3 separate regions of the Homo sapiens genome follow, and all the other regions are linked to region 1. Evidence: chromatin loops called from intact Hi-C (ENCODE). Cell type or tissue: dorsolateral prefrontal cortex. All regions are shown on one strand. Links, peaks and the distances in the headings refer to the core of each region. The heading gives the core; the rest is flanking DNA.

Evidence for each region. Peaks named below come from ENCODE experiments on the same cell type or tissue, not always from the same donor. Only the 100,000 strongest peaks of a DNase experiment are listed, where the experiment ranks them.
Region 2: a loop joins it to region 1, with 2.8 times the contacts of the local background. A loop is called at or near these places in 5 of 110 quality-filtered maps.
Region 3: it touches region 1 in a loop (3-fold over the local background); 11 of 110 quality-filtered maps call a loop at or near these places.

What each region holds. Positions count from the first base shown.
Region 1 is chr6:110,945,258-110,953,743 of GRCh38, reverse strand. No RefSeq gene overlaps it. Among named protein-coding and RNA genes, the nearest start is that of GTF3C6, 9.2 kb to the left of the region's middle. RefSeq lists a silencer at 3,524-3,818. In dorsolateral prefrontal cortex, for the core only: CTCF peaks have their summits at 3,670 and 3,877 (motif pointing right); no DNase peak of the experiment used is centred there; H3K4me3 peaks cover 459 bases.
Region 2 is chr6:110,700,876-110,709,361 of GRCh38, reverse strand. The region is part of intron 2 of CDK19 (cyclin dependent kinase 19); the gene reads left to right. It also overlaps the pseudogene RPS20P18. Among named protein-coding and RNA genes, the nearest start is that of CDK19, 110 kb to the left of the region's middle. In dorsolateral prefrontal cortex, for the core only: no CTCF peak of the experiment used is centred there; no DNase peak of the experiment used is centred there; H3K27ac peaks cover 716 bases.
Region 3 is chr6:110,893,700-110,902,185 of GRCh38, reverse strand. AMD1 (adenosylmethionine decarboxylase 1) reads right to left here. Exons shown (of 9, transcript NM_001634.6): 9 at 6,473-8,486. Among named protein-coding and RNA genes, the nearest start is that of AMD1, 23 kb to the right of the region's middle. In dorsolateral prefrontal cortex, for the core only: no CTCF peak of the experiment used is centred there; no DNase peak of the experiment used is centred there; H3K27ac peaks cover 371 bases.

The DNA.
Region 1 (8,486 bases), core at 2,425-4,924:
GGATGAATAGGGGCAATTATATTCCTGCCTAACTATGAGGGGCTCTTGTATTCAGAGTAGAGAGGAGCTTAGTCAGAAAGCATCAGTATGGTGAGGGCCACTCATAACTCTTGAGTTCTGACAAAAGGTGATATAGTTTCCAAATTCTAGAGAAAACAGGTAGAGAGAGACTAATATGCTCCAAAGTTTGTTCACAGGAATATACTTTACTCAATTTTTAAAAGCTATAAATAGCTCAAAGGAAAAGTTTTCTTGATTCCAAAGTCAGCCAATTGTGGTGCTTCGGTCTATTTCCTTTGGGTTGGGAGTCTCCTCAGTTTAGTTGCTTCATGGTTTGCCAGGAAGATGTTACTGGAAAGGGGTCCTGATCCAGACCCCAAGAGAGGGTTGTTGGACCTCACACAAGAAAGAAGTTGGGGAGAGTCCATTGAGAAAAGTGAAAGCAAGTTTATTAAGAAAGTAAAGGAATAAAGAAGGGCTACTCCATAGGCAGAGCAGCCAGGAGTTTCTTTTTGGGTGATGAAAATGTTCTGAAATTAATGGCAATGGTTGCACAGTTCTGTTAATGTACCAAAAAAAAAAAAAAAAACCAACTGTATATTTTTAAAGGGTGATTTTTATGGTATATGAATTATATCTTGATAAAGCTGTTTTTTTCCTTTTGTTTTTTGTTTAAAAAAAGAATAGAAACACTTTTAAACTGAACAGAGCAGAGGAAATTTGCTTGGGGCGATCAAGGAAAAATCTTTGAAAGCTAGATAAGGGCTAGAACCATGGTGGCTGCATAGAAATATAATTTGGCTCTGGATCCAAAAAAGATGGCTTAAGGACCCATGGCTGAGAGGAAGAAAAGTTGGAAAGGGTCAAGTGTTATTAGTTTGCTTTAACTGAACCCACTTTAAGCCTTGTCTACTGAAACTAAGGCTGCTGAGGCAGAAATAATTTGAAAAACATTTATTGGAAGCCAAATGTGAGGATTGAACTGGGAAGACACACCAACCAGAGTTAGGAGTGTTCTGGAGTCTGTTACAAGTTACTGGAACAGGCTTTTAAAAGGACGGCCTTTTTTAGGAGAAGGGAGGAGAAGGAGAGGGAGGGAAGGAGAAGGGAGGAGTACTCCTTATACCAAAGTTATTGGAGCGTACAGACAGTACAGAAGTTACAGTCATTGGCTACAGATTGCAACATGCAGGATAAAATGTCTGTGTGCAAGACAATCAGTAAAACTTCATGATCAGAAGTCAGTGTCCTTTCCATTGTCAGTAAGTTATGCATTAATCAGTATGTCAACAATTTGAAGAGCGCACAGATTCTTTACTCAGGGATAGGATGTTGCCATGAGTCACAAGACCTCCCCAAGGCAAGTTAATTTGGAAGCCAGTTTACTTTAAAAGTAAACTACCAAGTGTGACATATAGGTTATCAGCCTCATGATAGTCTCAAAAGATAACTATTATCAAGAATGACATTTAATGAATTATCAAGATTATTTAACAATTAACTAGCAGGGCACAACGACTCAGCCATGCTGGGGTAGGGTCCTGGGAAAGTTGGATCATGGGGAGGCCTGGAGTGAGCTAAAGGCTTGCGGTGGTTGCTTGTTACTGGCTGATACGGGAAAAATGTCTCTAATTTAACAACTGGTATGTTTTTAATCAGTGCATACAAGCTAAATATCAGCCCTCATTAGTCTAACTTCCATTTTACACTTTGGGAAACTGACACTTAGAAAATTAGGAAACTTGGCCGGGAGCGATGGCTCACACTTGTAATTCCAGCACTTTGGGAGGCCGAGGCGGGTGGATCACAAGGTCAAGAGATCGAGACCTTCCTGGCCAACATGGTGAAACCCCATCTCTACTAAAAATACAAAAATTAGGCTGGGCACGGTGGCTCACGCCTGTAATCCCAGCACTTTGGGAGGCTGAGGCGGGCAGATCATGAGGTCAGGAGATCAAGACCATCCTGGCTAACATGGTGAAACCCTGTCTCTACTAAAAATATAAAAAATTAGCCGGGCATGGTGGTGGATGCCTGTAGTCCCAGCTGAGGCAGGAGAATGGCATGAACCCGGGAGGCGGAGCTTGTAGTGAGCCGAGATCGTGCCACTGCACTCCAGCCTGGGTGACAGAGCAAGACTCCATCTCAAAAAAAAAAAAAAAAAAAAGCAAAAATTAGCTGGGCGTTGTGGCATGCGCCTGTAGTCCCAGCCGGGAGGCTGAGGCAGGAGAATCACTTGAACCCAGGAGGCGGAGGTTGCAGTGAGCCAAGATCATGCCACTGCAGTCCAGCCTGGCGACAGAGCGAGATTCCGTCTCAAAAAAGAAAGAAAGAAAATTAGGAAACTTATCTGACTTACTACACTCTATTGTCTTTTCTGGGAAAGCAGGTAGAGATGCCAACCTCTGCATCAGGCTAGTTAAGAGTCAACAGAATGAGATTGAGCATCCAGCCTTAATAGAGTTGAAGAGGAGTTAAAGAGCTAGGGAGCTGCACACCTGATTAAACTGGGTCAGCCACATCATTCTATGGTAAGACTTTAATGACATTAGGATCAATAACCCTTGTTCTGTAAACACATCTATTGCTATGTTCTTCATCTCTTTCTGCTTTGTTTTTCACTGTATTTCCTGGGGTGTGAACTGCAACCACAAACTTTGATATTTAAGAAAAACCGTGTTTCCTTATTTTCCTTAAATTAAGCTTGACTCTGAGCCCCTGTCACATCAAGCTGGCAGGAAAATTTAATCTCAATTTCCTCTCCTTTACACTCCCAGATCAGGCATAGTATTTGAAGAGGCCTCTCCAGTCTTTAATCCATATTGGTTACTACTGAGATTCCCATGGTTCTTGAAGCCACACAGACCCTTCAATTTCAGGCACTATGTTTCAGTAAAGCATGGGAATCCCTGCTGTTTGGAAACCCTGAAGTTTAGAGCAGGCCTTTCTGAGGCTAGCCTCTTAGGTCTTGGCACTACTTCAGGACACTGCTGGGAGAGAAGAGACACACCAGTCCTTTCCCAGCCTAAGGAAATCTCCATCTCCTCCTGTAGTTTTTATTTTTTGTTTTAGATACAGGGTCTTGCTCTGTTGCCCAGGCTGTAGTGCAGTGGGGTGATCACAGCTCACTGGAACTCCTGGGCTCAAGCAATCCTTCTGTCTCAGGCTCCTTAGTAGCTGGGACTACAGGCATGCATCACCATGCCTGGCTAATTCTTCAGTTTTTTTTTTTTAATATTTATTTATTTATTTATTTATTTAGAGACAGAGTCTTGCTCTGTTACCCAGGCTGGAGTGCAATGGCACAATCTCAACTCACTGCAACCTCTGCCTCCTGGGTTCAAGTGATTCTCCTACCTCAGCCCCCCAAGTAGCTGGGATTACAGGCATCAGCCAATAGGCCTGGCTAATTTTTTGTATTTTTAGTGGAGATGGCGTTTCACCATGTTGTCCAGGCTGGTCTCGAACGCCTGACCTCAAGTGATCCACCTGCCTCAGCCTCCCAAAGTGCTGGTATTATAGGCATGAACCACCACACCCAGCCAGCTTTCCATTCTTTTAAACATCACAGATAAAGAAATACAAACTGCCTACCTGCCTGCTTGGAAGGGATAAAGGGGGAGAATGTAGGGTATTAGTGTCTCCATAAATTACCCTGCCATATCAGTAAAAGCCTTTGAATCGCTTCAACCAGGGAGTTGGAGGTGGCAGTGAGCTGAGATTGTACCACTGCACTCCAGCCTGGCGACAAAGTGAGATTCCGTCTCAAAAAAAAAAAAAAAGAATCATGAAAAATTTCAGAAATATGATTTCTGAAAAATCAAGTGTTGTGCTCTATATTTAAAAGCCTGCCACTAGGAGGAGACAAATGAATTAAAAATTGTTTAACCTGTTCTTTTAGAACACATTTTCTTTTTTTTATTTGTTTTTGAATTTTTTTTTTTTTAGAGACAGGAGGTCGCTTTGTCCCCCAGGCTAGAGTGCAGAAACGCTATCATAATTCACTGCAGCCTTGATATCCAGGGCTTAAGCGATCTTCCCACCTCAGCCTCCACAGTATCTGGGACTACAGGCTCATGCCACCATGCCCGGCTAATTTAAAAAATTTTTTTGTAGAGATGGAGTCTCACTATGCTGCCCAAGCTGGTCTTGAGCTCCTGAGATCCAGCAATCCTCCTGCCTCAGCCTCCCAAAGCACTGGGATTACAACTGTGTGCCACCTCACTTTGTCTTAAAAATCAACATTTTACACTTACGTAGTAGTTTATATTCCATTTAAGGACAATACGAGCTTTTAAAAATGTATCTTATTCTGTTTTAGATTGAAAACTAAATGTTAATCGACTGGTTCTCAAACTTCAGCTGTATCAGAATCAGCTGGAGGGCTAATTAAAATGCAGACTGCTCAAGCCCCACCCCCAGAGTTTCTGATTCAGCAGGTTTGATATAGGAGAGGACAGAAAATATGCCTTTTTTTTTTTTTTTTTTGAGACAGGGTCTCACTCTGTCACCCAGGCTGGAGTGCAGTGGTGCGATCTCTACTCACTGCAACCTCCATTCCCTGGGTTCAAGTGATCCTCCCACCTCAGCCTCCTGAGTAGCCATGCATCACCATGCCTGGCTATTTTTTTTGTATTTTTAGTAGAGACATGTTGCCCAGGCTTGTCTCCTGAGCCCAAGCAATCCGCCGGCGTCAACCTCCCAAAGTGCTGGGATTACAGGCGTGAGCCACTGCGCTCGGCCGAACATACGCCTTTCTAACAAGGTCTCAGGTGATTCTGATGCCCTGGTCTAAGGAACACGCTTTGAGAACCACTGTGCTAGATGACAGTAGACGTCAACACCACCTGCCAACAATCAGATTCAATTAAATATTGAGAACACACTAAGTAAAGTATTCCAGTTTGCTAGAAAGTAATGTAGTGTTAGAAATAAGACTGGAATTACCGTCTTTGAAGGCCTTGAATTCAAAAGAAAGCACTTGGCTGGCGTGGTGGTTCACGTCTGTAATCCCAGCACTTTGGGAGGTTGTGGCAGCGGATCACCTGAGGTCAGGAGTTCTAGACCAGCCTTGACCAACATGGTGAAACCCTGTCTCTACTAAAAATACAAAATTAGCTGGGCGGGGTGGTGCATACCTGTAATCCCAGCTATTTGGGAAGCTGAGGCAGGAGAATCGCTTGAATCTGGGAGGCGGAGGTTGCAGTGAGTGCAGGTTTTGTTTTTTTTTTTTCTTTTTTTTTCTGAGACAGAGTTTTGCTCTGTCACCCAGGCTGGAGTGCAATGGCATGATCTCAGCTCACTGCAACCTCCTCCCCCTCCCAGGTTCAAGCAATTCTCCTGCCTCAGCCTCCCGAGTAGCTGGGAGTACAGGCCCTGCCACCATGCCCGGCTAATCTTTGTATTTTTAGTAGAGATGGGGTTTCACCATGTTGGCCAGGCTGGTCTTGAACTCCTGACCTCAAGTGATCCACCCGCCTCAGTCTCCCAAAGTGCTGGGATAACAGGTATGAGCCACTGCACCCATCCCATTCCTTTTATGTTAAAGCAAAAATAGATGGAGAAGATTGCAAAATCTGCATAACTTTTTTTTTTTTTTCTTTCTTGAGACAGTGTCTCACTCTGTCACCCAGGCTGGAGGGCAGTGGCACTATCTCGGCTCACTACAACCTCTGCCTCCCGGGTTCAAGTGATTCTCCTGCCTCAGCCTATCGAGTAGCTGGGACTACAGGCGCCCACCACACCCAGCTATTTTTAGTGGAGATGGGGTTTCACCATGTTGGCCAGGCTGGTCTCGAACTCCTGACCTCAGGTTATCCACTCACCTCAGCCTCCTAAAGTGCTGGGATTATAGGCATGAGCCACTGCACCTGGCCAAATATAATTTTTTTTTAAAGTTCCAGTTCCAGAGTCATCTTTATTTAAAAAAAAAAAAAAAGTTGAAGCTTTTCCTAAAGCATGGTCCTAAGGTTCAGATAGGTGGGTTCTTTAAGGGAAGGGGTAGGAGGTCGTGGTAGAAAGGAAATATAAGGCTGGGCTTGGTGGCCCACGCCTGTAATCACAGCCCTTTGGGAGGCCAAAGTGGAAGAATCACTTGAGCCCAGGAGTTCAAAACCAGCCTGGGTAGCATAGTCCCGATCTCTACAAAAAATTAAAAAAATAGCTGGATGTGGTGGCACACACCTGTGGTCCCATCTACTTGGAAGGGTGAAGCAGGAGGATCATTAAAGCCTGGGACATTGAGGCTGCAGTGAGCTGTGATGGCACCCACGCACTCCAGCCTAGGTGACAGAGCAAGACCCTGTCTCCAAAAAAAGAGAAAAAAGAAAAAAATATATATCAATATGGAAAAACAAATTTGGACATTTAAATATTGACTTAAGGCCGAGTGCGGTGGCTCACGCCTGTAATCCCAGCACTTTGGGAGGCCCAGGCAGACAGATCATCTGAGGTCAGGAGTTCAAGACCAGGCTGGCCAACATGGCGAAACCCTGTCTCTACTAAAAATACAAAAATTAGCTGGGTGTGGTGGCGAGTACCTGTAATCCCAGCTACTTGGGAGGCTGAGGCAGGCGAATGGCTTGAACCTGGGAGGCAGAGTTTGCAGTGAGCCGAGATTTGCGCCTCTGCACTCCAGCATGGGCAACAGAGCAAGACTCTAAATACATGAACAAATAAATAAAAGTAAATAAATATTATTGACCTAAAAGCAAAAGTTTAGAGGTGTTCCAAAATTTAACTTAATGTGATAACCAAAGGTGGCCGATCGATGGCCTTGAGGGAAACCATAAGCATTTGAGGACTGTCAGTGGAAGGGTAATTTGGCAGCTGTGGGTCTAGGGCAGCTTGACTCAGGAAACTTTTCTGTGGTCCAGGTACGGGGAGATGAGACCCTGGATGAGGGCAGTGACTGAGGAAGATAAAGGGAAAGATCAGAGACATTCCACTTATAAATCATAAGACTTGGGTGACTGCCTAAATGAGGAGGAAAAAAATCTCCAGTTATGAGCCTGAGAGTCAGTTCAGAAATATGGTACTGGCAACATGAGGTAGCTTGCCCCAGTTGCTCTGTCCAAACAGATAAAAGGATGATTAACCAGACCAGTGGTTCTCAAGTGTGGTCCCCAGATCAGTGTAGTCAGCATTACCTGGGATTTTGTTAGAAATGCAAATTCGCAGGCTATACCCCAGATGACTAAATCAGAAATGCTGGGAAGGGGTCCTACAACTTGTGATTTAAGCTCTCCAGATGATTCTGATGCATATTATTATTATTACTTTGAGTCAGGGTCTTGCTCTGACACCAAGGCTGGTGTGCAGTGGTGTGATCACAGCTTACTGCAGCCTTGACCTCCTGTGTTCAAGTGATCCTTCCACCTCAGCCTCTTGAGTAGCTGGAACTACAGGCACACATCACCATGCCCAGCTAGTTTTTGCATTTTTAGTAGAGATGGGTTTCGCCATGTTGGCCAGGTTCTGATGCACATTTAATTTTGAAAACTGAACTAAGCCAGTCAAATTTTTTTCTTTTTTCTTTTTTTTTTTAGATGGAGTCTCTCTCACTCTGTCATCCAGGCTGGAGTACAGTGGTATGATCTTGGCTCACTGCAACCTCCACCTCCCAGATTCAAGTGATTCTTCTGCCTCAGCCTCTCGAGTAGTTGGGATTACAGGCACACACCACTACGCCTGGCTAATTTTTTTTTGTATTTTTAGTAGAGACGGGGTTTCACCATGTTGGCCAGGCTGGTCTCAAACGCTGACCTCAAGTGATCTGCCCGCCTTGACCTCCCAAAGTGCTGGGATTACAGGCGTAAGCCACCAAGCCCAGTCATATATATATATTTTTTCAGATGGAGTTTCGCTCTGTTTGCCCAGGCTGCAGTGCAATGGCGCGATCTCGGCTCACTGCAATCTCCACCTCCCGGGTTCAAGCAATTCTCCTGCCTCGGCCACCCAAGTAGCTGGGATTACAGGCATGCACCACCACTCCCGGCTCATTTTGTATTTTTAGTAGAGACAGGGTTTCTCCATGTTGGCCAGGCTGGTCTCGAACTCCTGACCTCAGGTGATCCGCCCACCTCGGCCTCCCAAAGTGTTGGGATTACAGGCATGAGACACCGCGCCCGGCGTTTTTTTTTTTTTTTTTTTCTTTCAGGAATTTGGGCTGGGCATGGTGGCTCATGCCTGTGATCCCAGAGCTTTGGGAAGCCGAGGCAGGAGGATTGCTTGAGCCCACCAGTTCAAGACCAGCCTGGGCAACATAGTGAGACACTGTATCTACAAAAAATTAAAAAATTAGCCAGGCGGCTGGACAAGGTGGCTCACGCCTGTAATTCTAGCACTTTGGGAGGCCAAGGTGGGCAGATCACCTGAGATCGAGAGTTCAAGACCAGCCTGACCAACATGGAGAAACCCTGTCTCTACTAAAAATACAAAATTAGCTGGGCGTGGTGGCGCATGCCTGTAATCCCAGCTACTTGGGA
Region 2 (8,486 bases), core at 3,409-5,908, 250 kb after region 1:
ACCCCTCGATAGGTGTTATTTCTGAGGCTTCTATTCTGTTCCATTCATCTGTATATCACACTCTGTTGAACAGGAGTGATGAGAGAGGGCATCCTTGCCTTGTGCCGGTTTTCAAAGGGAATGCTTCCAGTTTTCAGTATGATACTGGCTGTGGGTTTTTATAAATAGCTCTTATTATTTTGAGATACCATCAATACCTATTATTTTGAGGTTCCATCAATACCTAGTTTATTGAGGTTTTTAGTATGAAGGCCTTTTCTGCATCTATTGAGATAATAATGTGGTTTTTGTCATTGGTTCTGTTTATGTGATAGATTACATTTATTGATTTGCGTATGTTGAACCAGCCTTGCATCCCAAGGATGAAGCCGACTTGATCATGGTAGATAAGCTTTGGATAAGCTTTTTGATGTGCTGCTGGATTCGGTTAGGCAAACCTTTTCTAGGTGCTTATTTCTTAAGCAGATTTCAAATGGAAAAGTAAAGAGAGCCAGTTGAGATATCAAGTTGTTACTTAAAACCATTTGAAATGCCTATAAGCTTTAAAAGCTTTTACTTCTTAGTCCAAGGTGGTGAGTCATCTTTCACCCTCTTACCAGTTTTTTGCTGAAACACCCAAATGATAGAATGCAGAAGAATTTACATCACCCTTGCAAAATTAAAAAAAGTTTTCACTCACAGTGTCATGTTGAAGAGCTTTGGTAGAAAACAGTAAAGTAAGAGTAGAGGGAAGTTACACATCAGCCTGCCCATTGTTAGCCAGCACACTTGAGGGAAACTTGCTTAGAGGTTGGTCGGAGAGCCTGCCCTTCCATACAAACCTAGTAACATATGCAGGCTGGGAGCTGGGGCTGGAAACAAGAGTAGGAACAATGATGTCTGCAGGTAAAATCTCTGTAGGTAAAATCTCTATTCTCCTAGCCTAGGTGGAGCTATAGGGGGAGGGAACCAGCTCTCCAGTGCACATCCTATGTGCTGCAGCTGCAGGGTTAGCAGAAATCACTGTGGAGGGTGGCCTTCAGGAGTAGGATAGAGAGGGGCTCCAATATCAGGCTGAAGTGGGAGGCCATGCCCCAAGATTCAACAGTGATCTGCATGGTCTGGAACAGTGTGGACCAGCACCGTTGAATAGAACCCTTGGCAATGAGGGAAAGTATCTGTACTGTCCAGTGTGGTAGTCACTAGTCACAAGGGCTTTTGAACACTTGAAATGTAGCTAGAAACTGAATCAGTACCAAAAGCCTGAAAAGAGCGCTTTCCTCTTTTGGGTATTTTTATCTTAAGGAGTTAATCATGCAGATGTACACACTATTCATTATAGCATTGTTTATAATATTAAAAAACATACTATAATATTAGAGTAACATAAACATACTATTTATTTATTTTTGAGTCATAGTCTCACCGTGTCGCCCAGGCTGGAGTGCAGTGGCATGATCTCGTCTCACTGCAGCCTCTGCCTCCCGGGTTCAAGAGATTCACCTGCCTCAGCCTCCCAAGTAGCTGGGACTACAGGTGCCTGCCACCATGTCCAGCTAATTTTTGTATTTTTAGTAGACATGGGGTTTCACCATGTTGGCCAAGCTGCTCTCAAACTCCTGACCTCAGGTGATTTCACCTGCCTCAGCTTCCCAAAGTGTTGGGATTACAGGCATGAGCTGCTGCGCCTGGCTGAAATATACTATTTAAAGCAATTTCATACCCTGGCAGTGGAGTACTATGCAGCTGTTAAAACTGCTGTTGTAGATAGGTATTTGTTGACAGAAAAGTTGTTTACAATATGCTAAGTGAAAAAGGGCTGGTTACAAAACTATGTGGTTAGTGTGTTCCCATTTTTTAGTGAAAATATTGTATGTTTGTGTGCATATACAGATAGATGATATGATCTGTATCCTGGTAAAACACATCTTTGGATACAGGTATCCAGGTATCCAAAGATGTGTTTTAATGCCTGTTCTGCCATTTATTGGCTGTGTACTTAGCCTTTCAGCCTTCTCAGTTTTTTTGTTTTGTTTTGTTTGTTTTTGAGACAGAGGCTCCCTCTGTCACTCAGGCTGGAGTGCAGTGGTAAGATCTTGGCTCACTGTAGCCTCTGCCTTCCGGGTTCCAGTGGTTCTCTTGCCTCAACCTCCCAGGTAGCTGAGATTACAGGCATGTGTGACTACGCCTGGCTAATTTTTGTATTTTTAGTAGAGATGGGGTTTCACCATCGTCTCTACTAAAAGATTGTCATTGTTTGGCCAGGCTGGTCTCAAACTCCTGACCTCAGGTGATCGGCCTGCCTCAGCCTCCCAAAGTGCTAGGATTACAGGTGTGAGCCACCGTGCCCGGCTGCCTTCTCAGTTTTTTTTTTTTTTTTTTTAACTGTAAAAGAGAGATGTAAAAATAATGTCTTCTGGCCAGAACTGCCATCTTCCACTTTGCCAAATTGACAAAGGGAAAGAGGAGTAGCACTGCTATATTTTCTTTAAAAATATAGCCTTTTAGAAAACGTGGAGTTATTCCTTTGGCCACATACATGTGAATCTACAAGAAAGGTGATATTGTAGACATCAAGGGTATGGGTACTATTCAAAAATTTCAAACAGGAGTGTCCCACAATGTTACTCTGGCAAAACTGGAAGAGTCTATCAACAGTGTTACCCAGTGGGCCAGGCGCGGTGGCTCACGCTTGTAATCCCAGCACTTTGGGAGGCCGAGGCAGGTGGATCACAAGGTCAGGAGATCAAGACCATCCTGGCTAACATGGTGAAACCCTGTCTCCACTAAAAATAGAAAAATCAGCTGGGCGTGGTGGCAGGCGCCTGTAATCCCAGCTACTTAGGAGGCTGAGGCAGGAGAATGGCATGAACCTGGGAGGCGGAGCTTGCAGTGAGCTGAGATCACGCCACTGCACTCCAGCATGGGCGACAGAGCCAGACTCTGTCTCAAAAAAAAAAAAACAAACAAAAAAAAAACAACAGTGTTACCCAGCATGCTGTTGACATTGTTGTAAACAACAGGTTGGCTGGGCATGCACGGTGGCTCACTTCTGTAATCCTAGCACTTTGAGAGGCTGAGGCAGGTGGATCACCTGAGGTCAGGAGTTTGAGAGCAGCCTGGCCAACATGGTGAAACCCCTTCTCTCCTAAAAATACAAAAATTAGCTGGGTGTGGTGGTGGGCGCCTGTAATCCCAGCTACTCGGGAGGCTGACACAGAAGAATCACATCAACCCAGGAGGCAGAGGCTGCAGTAAGCAGAGATCACGCCATTGCACTCCAGCCTGGGCGACAGCAAGACTCCGTCTCAAAAACAAACAAACAAACAAGAAAACAAAACAGGTTAAGGTCCAGATTTTTTTTATTATTATTATTTTTATTTTTTATTATACTTTAAGTTCTGGGATACATGTGTAGAACGTGCAGGTTTATTACATAGGTATACATGTGCCATGGTGGTTTGCTGCACCCATCAACCCATCATCTACATCTGGTATTTCTCCTAATGCTATCCCTGCTCCCTACCCCTGACAAGCCCCAGTGTGTGATGTTCCCCTCCCTGTGGCTATATGTTCTCATTGTTCAACTCTCACTTATGAGTGGGAACATGTGGCATTTGGTTTCTGTTCCTGTGTTAATTTGCTGAGATATTTCTCTTAATACTGAAATTGTTATCTGTTTCCGCTTCTGGGAGGAAGGTAATCTTTCTTGGTTTTCATAACAATATCCTCTCCTGAGAGAAGGATGCTTCGCTTCTGTGAACGTACCTTCGGAGTCTGTGTAATCCTGTGCCTTAAATAGCTCTTTTTCAGACGCTTATAATGTTTTTATTTTCCAAAAGAGCTCTCTCCTGAATGCCCTTCCCATTTGCTCCCTTACAATGCTTCTGGGCAATCTCTTCTCTATGTTTATGACTCCCAAGTTCTTTACCTGCAGTTGAGCACTCTCTCCTGAGCTTCAGATCCAGATAACCAGGATCACTAACTGTATGCCCCATGAACATCTTGAGCTCATCACATCTGATACTAAAATCTACATTTCTGGCCAGGCGCAGTGGCTCACGCCTGTAATCCCAGCACTTACGGAGGCCGAGGCAGGTGGATCACCTGAGGTTGGGAGTTTGAGACCAGCCTGACCAACATGGAGAAACCCCGTCTCTACTAAAAATACAAAATTAGCCGGGCGTGGTGGCGCATGCCTGTAATCCCAGGTATTCGGGAGGCTGAGGCAGGAGAATTGCTTGAACCTGGTAGGCAGAGGCTGCGGTGAGCTGAGATTGTGCCATTGCTCCAGCCTGGGTGACAAGAGTGAAACTCCATCTCCAAAAAAAAAAAAAAAACTACATTTCTTCACACCTTAAACCTGTAATGCTTTTCCTTATCTCTAAATTGTACCACCATCTTTTTGGTTGCTTGTACCATCCTGGGTCATTTTCCCTCAGCCTATCAATTACTAAATCCTATTCACTCTTTCTTGCCCTCTTTTTATCTAACCCCTCCTTTCTATTTTTATTGCCATTGCCCATGCCAGGTCCTATTCTCCCTCCCTCCATCTCCCTCTCATTGCTTCCAGAATTAGCCTTGGCCTATGATCCCACAGTCCTGGGGCACGTGTAGATTACCTGAATCTATATAGTTGTAGAACACATGCCCTGAACAACTTTTGACTTCTGGGTTATATGAGAACTTAAAAAGATAACTAAAAAGATTTGTTGATATTGACTGCATTCATAACATGGAATGACTTTACACTTTACCAAATAGTTAATATAAGTGTATGTAAAAATAGGTTATGTATAAAAAAGATAAATAATACAAGAGATCATTTGCTGACTTCCAAATGAGTGGTATAGATAATCCCCATAGGGATTTGGAAGAGTGAGAGATCATTAAGAGTAATGGATTTAATGAATGGAAAGGAACAAAGGAAGTAAAAAGCAGACAAGGGTTGGTGGGGAGGAGGGGTGGAGAGTTGGATAAAAGGGAGAAAAAGATAATGTAAGGTAAGTAGTAAAGATACATGACATTGGGGTTCATGAAATTAAAAAAAGATAGGGCTTCCCAAGGCTGCTCTGACTGCAAAATACACAGTACATGGTTTGGTTGCTGTGTTAATGAAAATAAAGTCTTTTGATTTCATACTCCACTAGTCCTTTAATTTTACTTAATTATTGACTGAACTATGTTCCCAATCCTGGCTAGTCATTTTGGAGTTATCTGTCTTGACCAAACAGGAGATTGGGCAATAGATTGTGTTGTAATCAGAACAAACACATCCTTTGACACCAAAAACAACAACTTAAAATGCATGCCCTGATTATTGTTGTATGTATATTTGAACTATGTGGTCTTCTGTCAATATTCTGGAATTTTCAGATAGCCTAGCATTTTAAAAATTTATTATTTTGGTGACCTCTTCATAGGTAAACACTCTAACTTTAATTTCAAGCTTATCTATTCCAAAGACATGAATGTGTATAATTTATAATGTGGGACTATTCTAAATATATGTATATAGGTTCATTTTTAATTTTTATTTTTTAGAAACAGGGTCTTGCTCTGTCAATGAGGCTAGAGTGCAGTGGTGTGATCATAGCTCACTGCAGCCTTGAACTTCTGGGTTCAAGCAATCCTCCCACTTCAGCCTCCCGAGTTGCTGGGACTACAGGTGCATGCCACCATACCTGGCTAATTTAAAATTTTTTTGTAGAGACAAGGTCTCCCTGTGTTGTCAAGGCTGGTTTTTAATGCCTGGGCTCAAGTAGTCCTCCTTATTTGGCCTGGTAAAGTGCTGGGACTAGATGTGTGAACCACTGTGCCTGGCAGGTTCATTTTTTCAGTTTCATTCAAATCAGTGTATGTTGTATAGCTGTCCTTTTAGAGTTTTGCCTCTGAATTTTCAGAAATTATGTATTTTCTCCATTATCATTTCAATTAATAGTATTTTTTGAAATTGGTCATACTAAGAATTGACATATAAAAACTCCATTTAACATAAAATCATTCTTGGTTTTGAAATATTAATTATAACATAATTAATATATTTCCCTAAGCACCCTATTCAAAGTACTGCTAACATAATATCTTAGAGCAGTGGTTTTCAAACTTTGAGTCAGCTTGCCTATTCTTGGTCTGGCTCTTTCTTGCTCATAATCTATGATGTGCACTGGTGTTTTCAATTATTTTCTATTTTAGTCCAGTTCAGGTTATTTCACTTGCCGGGGGTAGGGTGGGGGAAATGCTGGTTTCAACTGAATAGATGGATTTCATGATTCACTAATGGGTCATAAGATGCAGTTTGAAAAACAATACCTTAGAGTAGACTTTTACAAAAAATAATTTGAAAAATACAGAGCAACATAAAGTAGCAAACCAAATTTGATTCACCAGTTAACTCCTGTTGACATTTCAGAAATAGAAATATATGCATAATAAGAATTCAAACAATATCACAATTGCTATTTGTTATATTAATACAGAAAGATACAAAATGAAAAATGTTAAACCTTTGTCTTCTTTAACACCTGGTCATTCTGCACAAAAGTAGCTAGTAAAAATGGCTTCTTATAATGACGTTTTTTGTGCATGTACCATTACATATGTATCTTTTAAAAATACCAAAGAGATAGATATATATATTCTTTTCCATCTTTATCACTTAATATTATGTCTTAGTGATCTTTCCATATCGACAATACAGATCTTATTTTTTTAACCCCCAAGTCAAAGGTCATTTTTTAAATTTATTTTTATTTTTGGTCAGAGTCTTTCTCTGTCTCCCAGGCTAAAGTGCAGTGATGCGATCATGGCTCACTGCAGCCTCAAACTCCTGGGCCCAAGCAATCTTCCCATTTTAGCCTCTCAAGTTAACTAGGACTACAGGTACATGCCAACACACTTGGCTAATATTTTTAATTTTAATTTTTTTTTTTGGTAGAGCTGGGGTTTTACTATGTTGCCCGGGCTGCAGTGCAGTGGCACAGTCACAACTCTGTAGCCTCAACCACCCAGGCTCAAGCAGTTGTCCAGCCTCAGCCTCCTGAGTAGCTAAGACTACAGGTATGAGCAACCATGCCCAGCTAATTAATTTTTTATATTTTGTAGAGATGAGGTCTCACTATGTTGTCCAGTCTGGTCTCAAAATCCTGGGCTCAAGCAATCCTCCTACCTTTGCCTCCCAAAGTGCTGGAATTACAGGCATGAGCCACCTGGCCTCTTATTTATTTTTATTTTTATTTTTTTGAGACAGAATCTTGCTCAGTCACCCAGGCTGGAGTATAGTAGAACAATCTCGGCTCACTGCAACCTCCACCTGCCGGGTTCAAGTGATTCTTCTGCCTCAGCCTCCCGAGTAGCTGGGACTACAGGTGTGTGCCACCATGCCTGGCTACTTTTTGTATTTTTAGTAGAGATGAGGTTTCACTGTGTTAGCCAAGCTGGTCTCGAACTCCTGACCTTGTGATCCACCTGCCCCGGCCTCCCAAAGTGCTGGGATTACAGGCGTGAGCCACCGTGCCTGGCCCATCCACCTGGCCTCTTATTGCATTCTTTTTTAATGGCTATATAATATTCCACTGTAGGGATGGACTTTAATTTCTTCAACCAGTTCCTTATTGATGCTGTCTGGATGCTCTTAAGCTTTAAAATTTTTCCCAATCTGATCAGTGAAAAATATGTCTCCATTGCTTCAATTTGCATTCTTCAGTTGAGATAGTCATATTGTTAGATAATTTTTGACTATTTTAATTTATATTTATTTTTGTGAAATGTCTGTTCGTATTCTCTGCGCATTGGACTCTGAAGGGTTTTCTATTTTTCTTTTTTTTTTTTTGAGACAGAGTCTTGCTCTGTTGCCCAGGCTGGAGTGCAGTGGTGCAATCTCGGCTCACTGCAGCCTCTGCTTCCCGGGTTCACGCCATTCTCCTGCCTCAGTTTCCCAAGTAGCTATAACTACTGGCGCCCGCCACCATGCTCGGCTAATTTTTTTTTTTTTTTTGTATTTTTAGTAGAGATGGGGTTTCACTGTGTTAGCCAGGATGGTCTCAATCTCCTGACCTCGTGATCTGCCCACTTTGGCCTCCCAAAGTGCTGGGATTACAGGCTTGAGCCACCACGCCCGGCTCCATTTTTCTTTTTCTTTTTTCTTTAACAACTGGTAATTAATTAATTAATTTTTTTTGAGATGGAGTCTCGCTCTGTCACCCAGGCTAGAGTGCAGTGGCACGATCTCGGCTCACTGCAACCTCCGCCTCTCAGGTTCTAGGAATTCTCCTGCCTCAGCCTCCCGAGTAGCTGGGACTACAGGCGCCTGCCACCACGCCTGGCTAAGTTTTTATTTTTAGTAGAGACGGGGTTTCACCATCTTGGCCAGGCTGGTCTCGAACTCCTGACCTTGTGATCCATCCGCCTTGGCCTCCCAAAGTGCTGGGATTACAGGCATGAGCCACCGCGCCCGGCCAATTAATTTATTAAAATAGTTGACTTAAACATCTGCATTGGTGACTTCA
Region 3 (8,486 bases), core at 3,496-5,995, 53 kb after region 1:
TATCAGTTTGTTTGTTTTGAGGTGGAGTCTCACTCTGTCACCCATGCTGGAGTGCAGTGGTGCGATCGCGGCTCACTGCAACCTCCGTCTCCCAGGTTCAGGCGATTCTCCTGTCTCAGCCTCCTGAGTAGCTGGGATTACAGGTGCACATCACCAAGCTTGGGGTTTTTTTTGTACTTTTAGTAGAGATGGAGTTTCACCATGTTGGTCAGGCTGGTCTCCAACTCCTGACCTCAAGTGATCCGCCTGTCTCTGCCTCCCAAAGTGTTGGGATTACAGGCATGAGCCACCACGCACAGACTATATCAGTTTGCAGTGAGATAAACACAGGAATTAAAATACGAGGAGTATCTCTTACATCTAAAATGCTAAAGGTGGCCGGGCACGGTGGCTCACATCTGATAACCCAGCACTTTGGGAGTCTGAGGCAGGCAGATCACTTGAGGCCAGGAGCTCGAGACCAGCCAGGCCAATATGGTGAAACCCCGTCTCTACTAAAATTACAAAAATTAACCAGGCATGGTGGCAGGGGCCTGTAATCCCAGCTATTCGGGAGGCTGAGGCAGGAGAATCACTTGAACCCAGGAGACGGAGGCTGCAGTGAGCCAAGATCGCACTACTGCATTCCAGCCTGAGTGACAGAGCAACAGTCTGTCTTTAAATAAACAAATAAAATAAAATGCTAAAGGTGAGGCTGAAGTCAACAGAACCAAACATGCTACCAAAGATGAGGAATTCTTAAACGGTAAATAAAATAGGAGATGAAATCATTGAATTCCGAAGCTTTAAGGAGATTAAAAGATTTAGCTGAGAGATAACAGTGACTGAAACAACAAGCTCTAGCCTGCCAGAGTTTGAATCTGGGCTCTATCATTTCTAGTTTCTCTAACCTTGGGCAGTTACTTTTATTTTTTAAGACGGAGTCTCCCTCTGTTGCCCAGGCTGGAGTGCAGTGGCATGATCTCGGCTAACGGCAACCTCTGGCTCCCGGGTTCAAGCGATCCTCCTGCCTCAGCCTCCTGAGTAGCTGGGACTACAGGCCCCTGCCACCATGCCTGGCTAAATTTGTATTTTTAGTAGAGATGGGGGTTTCACCATGTTGGCCAGGCTGATCTTGAACTTCTGACCTCGTGATCCGCCCACCTCAGCCTCCCAAAGTGCTGGGATTATAGGCTTGAGCCACCACACCTGGCCACAAAGTTACTTTAAACCAGAGAACTACCCAGGTGCCTTTACACTTTTTTTTTTAAGTGAAAGCAAGTTTGTTAAGAAAGTAAACGAATAAAAGAATGGCTACTCCATACACTTCCCTTCTTGTCTCCAATGGTAGAGGGCCTGTTTCAGTCATCACGTTCCACTACTTAACTCCTTTCATTCTGAGGACAGAAACAGTATCTAAAAAAGCATACAAACCATGATTATCTCAATGGAGGGGAAAAAAGGAGGGGGGTAGGGATGTGATATCTTCCATTCATAAGAACCCAGCTAACTAGAAGGGAACTATCTCAATCTAATAAAAGGCATTGATCTAGACATCTACATAAAACCAGTAGAGGCCAGGTGAGGTGGCTCACTCCTGTAATCCTAGCACCTTGGGAGGCTAAGACTTGAGCCCAGGAGGTGGGGACCAGCCTGGGCAATATGGCAAAACCCTGTCTCTACTAAAACACAAAAATTAGCCAGGTGTGGTGGTGTGCGCCTATAGTCCCAGCTACTCGGGATGCTTAGATGAGATCACTTGAACTTGAGAGGTTGAGGCTGCAGTGAGCCGTGAATGCACCACTGCACTTGAGCCTGGGTGACACAGCAAGACACTGTCTCCACAAAGCAAAACAAAAACACCTACTAGCAAACACTCTTGATGGAATATTCAATGCTTTCTTCCTCAAACTGGGAACAGGGCAAGGAGGTAAGCCCTTAATACAGGAACAGCACATGAGACCAAGCAAGTAAGGTACAAGTGCAAGGGAGGGAGCAAGTACAAGGATGTACTCCCACTCAGATGCCCACTCTACGCTTCCACTGCCCTGACGGTGCCTCCTTACATTTTATTACATACCTCACTTTAGTCACAGTCTGCTCTTACCTCTTCTCACCATGGAAGTCCTAACCAGTGGAATAAGGGAGGAACCAACCAACCACCCACTATTGGCAAAGTCTCATAAGTCAACATTTTTAAAGTTGCCTTTCTATAAACTAGTACCAGTTGGAAAAAGAAACCAATTCCATTTAGACTAGCATCCAGAAACCAAAAATGCTCAGGAATTAACAAAAAACTAGCCGGGCACGGGGGCTCACACTTGTAATCCCAGCACTTTGGGAGGCCGAGTTGGGTGGATCACCTGTCAGTTCAAGACCAGCCTGGCCAACATGGTGAAACCTCATCTCTACTAAAAATAAAAAAAATTAGCCGGGCATGGCGGCAGATGCCTGTAATCCCAGCTATTTGGGAAGCTGAGGCAGGAGAATCGCTTGAACCCGGGGAATTGGAGGTTGCAGTGAGCCGAGATCGCGCCTTTGTGCTCCAGCCTGGGCCACAAGAGCAAAACTGTATATAACAAAACAAAACAGAACAAAACAATTCAACTTAAATAATCCCATCAGGCTTTTAAAAAAAATTGAAACTGACAGGTTTATTGTCGTATTTATATCAGCGTCTAAAGGACAAAGTAATCTACAAACGTTAACAAAAGTAGACCACTTGACTTCAAGACTTTAAAGCTCAGCAATCAGTATTGTATGGGCACATGGACAGATAAAAGTGGATCAATGAAAAAGAATACACTCCAGAAGGCCAGGTGCCTTCTGGACACACCCAAAGTGGCTCTCGCCTGTAATCCCAGCACTTTGAGAAGCTGAGGTAAGCGGATCACATGAGGCCAAAAGTTCAAGACCAGCCTGGCCATCATGGCCAAACTCCGTCTCTAATAAAAATACAAAAATTAGTCGGGCATGGTGGCGTACGCCCGTAGCCCCAGCTACTTGGGAGGCTGAGGCAGGATTGCTTGAACCTGGCAGGCAGAAGTTGCAGTGAGCCAAGATCGCATCACTGCACTCCAGCCTGGGCAACAGAGCAAGATTCTGTCTCAAAAAAAAAAAAAAAAAAAAAAAAAAGCGAGAATATACTCCAGAAATAGATGGAGAAAAGAATCCTTCCCACAGTGTTAGAATAACTTGACGGGGGGAGAAAAATGAACCTCAAGCCCTACCCTACATCACTACAAAAACTTACTTGAGATTGATAATAGACCTAAAAACATAAAAGCTTAAACATTTTATGAGAAAACAATACCACCATAACAATCTGGAGGTAGGCAGATTTATTTAGAAAAAGTCCATTTAAAAATTGATAAATTAAGACTCCAGTGGAAACTTCTGCTCAAAACACTATAAAAAAAATCAAGAGTCAAGACACACAATGGGGAAAATATTTGCAAAATAACTGACAAGGAATTTTATTCAAAATACATAGAGTTCCTATAACTTGGTAATAAAAACGAACCTAATTTAAAAATACACACTCAAAGACATATTAATGGCCAATAAACACGAGAACGTGTTCATTAGTCAGAGAAATGCAGACTGAAACCACAAGATACCACTACATGCCCAGAAGTCACAATATTTGTGTGCAAATGTTCATAGCAGCTTTACTCACACTTGCCAAAAACTAGAAACCAATAAAATGTTCACTAACAGGAAAACAGATTAACAAATTATAGTATATTCATACAATCGAGTCCTACTCAGCAATAAGGACTGTTGAACCTCAACAATGTTTACGCTGAAAGAATTACAAAGCTCCAGGGAAGGAAATAAAAATGAACCCTAGTCTATGATGAAAACATTTGAGCTTGGTGGTGGTGGGAGATTGCTTAATTGCCTGGGTAGAGTAAGCTCCTTTTGTCCTGGTAAGGTGTGGGCAAAGGAGAACCACTTACCAAAATTATAACTTAGATGTGTGTGTGTATATATATATATATATATCTTTTTTTTTTTTTTTTTTGAGATGAAGTCTCACTCTGTCGCCTAAGCTGGAGTGCAGTGGCAATCTCGACTCACCGCAACCTCAGCCTCCCGGGTTCAAGTGATTCTTCTGCCTCAGCCTTCTGAGTAGCTGGGACTACAGGCATGCGCCACCACTCCCAACTAATTTTTGTATTTTTAGCAGAGACAGGGTTTCACCATGTTGGCCAGGCTGGTCTTGAACTCCTGACCTCAGGTAATCCACCCACCTTGGCCTCCCAAAGTGCTGGGATCACAGGCGTGAGCCACTGTGCCCAGCTGGATTTACATATTTCAATTTAAATAAATTTTATCTAAAAAGGGCATGTAGTTAGTAGACAGATATGCCTAACTAGAATGGTGTTGTTGAAACTGTATATAAAGGTTTAGTGTACCATTTTGTTTACTTTGTAAGTTTGAAAATTCTCCATGTTAAAACTGGGCGCAGTGACTCATGCCTGTAATCCCTACACTGTGGGAGGCCGAGGTGGGCGGATCATCTGAGGTCAGGAGTTCCAGACTAGCCTGGCCAACATGATGAAACCCCATCTTTACTAAAATTACAAAAAATCATCCAGGCGTGGTGGTGCGTGCCTGTTATCCCAGCTACTTAGGAGGTTGACGCAGGAGAATCACTTGAACCCAGGAGGTAGAGGTTACAGTGAGCCAAGATGGCGCCTCTGCACTCCAGCCTGGTGACACAGCGAGACTCCGTCTCAAACATACACACACACACAAAACCCTCCATATTAAGATGTTTACAAATCTAAAATCTATTGTCTGGGCCCCTAGGCCAGATATCCAACAATTTATCAGACATCCCTTGACAAGTCTGTTTCATGGTTTTCTTACCATCTTGAAGTCACATACCTCTAGCTTTGTGTTTCAAATGTCACCATAGGGTTCTATTGAGAATCCAGGAAAACTGTGGCTATTGCACAAGTCAAGATTTTTGTTTTTGAGACAGGGTTTCACTTTTGCTCGGGCTAGAGTACAGTGGTACAATCACAGCTCATTACAGCCTCAATTTCCTTTTATTTATTGTAGAGACAGGGTCTCACTATGTTGCTCAGACTGGCCTCAAACTCCTAGGCTCAAGCAATCCTCCCACCTCAGACTCCCAAACTTTTGAGATTACAGGTGTGAGCCATGGCGCCCAGCCCAAAGTTCAGTTTTGGAGTAAGAATTTGGACACTTGACCAGGTGCAGTGGCTCATGCCTGTAATTCCAACATGCTGGGAGGCAAAGGTGGGCGTATTGCTTGAGGACAGAAGTTCAAGACCAGCCTGGCCAACATGGTGAAACTTTGTCTCTACTAAAAATACAAAAATTAGCCGGGTGTGGTGGCACATCCCTGTAGTCCCAGTTACTTGGGTGACTGAGGCATGAGAATCACTTGAACCTGGGAGGTGGAGGTTGCAGTGAGCCGAGATCACGCCATTGCACTCCAGCCTGGGTGACAGAACAAAAACGTCTTAAAAAGAAAAAAAATTTTTTTTGTACACTTGCCATCATTCAAGGCACTAGCACAGAGGCCTGTGGAGGGCCCTAAGGGAAGAAAATCAGAAAATTCAAACAAACTAATGGAAATGTTTTAGGAAATCACAGGACAGTCTCTGAAAGCAGGAAAGGATGGAACCCAAATTAGCAGCACCTCTTCCATTATGACAAGAGGAAGGGCAAAGAAGATGAGATTGCAAAGCCTGAAGCCCGGAACCCAAAAAATCCATCACAATTGTCCATCCAGGAGAATAAAATCACATTTCCAGTTATGTGTCTGTGACAGAAACTTGGTGACTGCTTACTAATGAACCCCCAAATTCACTCACCTGTTTTTGGCAAATGAATCTTGTGAATTACATATTGCACAGATATGTAATATTTTGCTTTTCTAGGAACACCATCTGTTTTTAATGAAAATTGAGGAAATATTTTCTAACGGAAGCATATTCTGAGAAAGATCAGAATATACATTTTCATAAGATTTTTCAGCTTATTACATATTTGACTGTGGAACTAAAATGTTGCCAAATAAAGAAAATGACAAAGCCAAGTGTGATGGCAGAACCCTGCATTCCCAGCTACTTGGGAAGCTGCAGCAAGACTGCTTGAGCCTAGGAGTTCAAGGAAGCAGTATGCTATGATCGCACCTGTTAACAGCCACGGCACTCCAGCCTAGACAACAGAACAAGATCCTAAATTAAAAAAAATAAAGAAAATGATCAAGGTTATAAATTTTTTTCTACTTAATAGAAATAACCATGAATGAAATAAGGAAACTTATTTGAGTTTGATCATCCTCAACCAATGTTTTAAGAGTCTAGTCTATAATAAAGGTTGGGACCTAACACTTTTAAACTTCTGTCTAACTCCAAACTCATAAATACACATTGTTGTATTGATTTTAAACTTCAGACATGTAGTATTTGGTCAAGTAGGCTACTTAAAAAACAGGGCAACAGAAAAGTTTCTGAATGTCACTAGACAATTAAACTTTTATTGAAGCGTAAATTGTGGTACAGAAATACATTTCAACTGATTTAAGTCCAACACCAGTGAAAGGAGAAATTATGGCACCAAAACTTTCCCTCTTCTATCATACGATGATTTAGATTATGATTCAAACTACATTTCTCTTTTCTAGGCTTTGTCCCATAAAAATTTGTGCAGTTTTTCAACATTAGAATTCTTAATTCTATTGGAAACAAAACAAAACAAAACAAAACAAAAACAAAACCAAACCAGACCTCAAGTCAACAAATCTATTGGGATATTGTTTACGAACAAAGTCCACCTTAAGCATTGGTCCTCAAAACAGAGCTCCTCAAAATATTAGGTGCTGTGCTCATTACAGAATCAAACTGATCACACTGATTGAAAACTTCCTCAATGAAATTTTCAATCAACAACATGCTTCAAATAAAAGTCAAACAGTGTTCCAACCACTTGATTTCAAACCAAGTAGATTTTAGGTTTAGAAACACTAAAAAAAGGTGTTTCATTTATAAATACGGAAGGAACAAAAACATCACTGCATCAATCCAGAAATTATCAAAATATTTAGAGGACAAGAAATATAAAATTTAGTCAACTTTGCTGTTTTCTCAGTTCCTTAAAATCCCAGAGAATCTGCAAATATAGCTAAAAGGTACCAACTCTTGAAAGCCTATATTACTAGTCATTTCCCATTGAGTATTTTGGAATTTTATTATTCTATTTATTCATATTCTACTTATTTATAATGTATTCTGCTTTATGATGTTTATCTGAATAATCTGGACAAATTCTCATTCTGGGCAGTCATTCATTTCATCCTATGAATGCCATGGTAAGGGAAACACCGTAGTTAAGAGGAACAGATGAAGTCGGAACACTCACATGCATCACAGTCACAGAACTTTAAGTCACGAGATGGAAAAGACATTGATTCTGCTTTGGATCAAAGTTTATAGAACACTACTTAATGGAAACTAGTGGAAATGGCTGCTAAAGGAAAAGTTAAGGTGAATGATCCAAGCTGACTTGATTTACTGAATCCAGAACAAAATTATGCTAAATCTCTCTGGTAATTAACTAAATAAAAATGATTTTATACTACTACTAAGTTAGTAAAGGGGTGCTACTCATTAGACGCTAATCTCATTTACTGAGGAACACAGAATTGTATGTTTTCCACAGTTCAGCCAGTACACCCTAATCTCAATCTACAACTCTGGGTCTTCCCTGCTAACCAACTATTTTCCAAAAGAGCACATTACAATAAAAGAGAGGCTAAATTCCCATGCCCTTTAAAGAATATTAAGCCCAGGGACCATCTCCCCCATTCCCCATCTGGGGTATAGAATTAGTATATAAACCCACAGTGTTAACAGTGTATTGCTTTATTTGGGGTCTTGGGGGAGACACCAGGGAGAGGGAAGAAATCAAAGGACTATAAATGCAGGGTCCAATAATGTTAAAATAGCAAATATGCAAAATGAGTAACTGGAATCATTTTCTTAAGGACTCAACTCATGGAAGAAAAACTTTAATTGCTGTTTCCAAAAACATCAGTATGAAGTAGAAATTGGTTTCAATAACATTAGTAAAGAATATGTTCTAGAAAGTGGAGGTAACTGGATGTAAAATTCTGGCAGCAATTTAATAGAACAGTCCTAGAGGGTTAGGCTGAGGCCAACACCTAATGAGGACGAAAGCCTTGTCTGTGGGGAATTTTGGATGATACTTGGAGAAATATTACACTGTGCATAAACCAAATTGAGTTGCTTTCACAAGTGTTGTAAAGTTTCATATAGTAAAAGGTTTTTTCTACATGCACTTCAATTTCACAGCAAGAGTGGCAGAGAATACCTAAACACAGAAGAGAGCATTCATGCAAGATATCTAACTCCTTGATATAATAATGCATACAATTCAAAATGATTACACTATCATTACATCTAGGGCTTTCTGCAACTACACAGTGGTGGTTATGGAAAGCA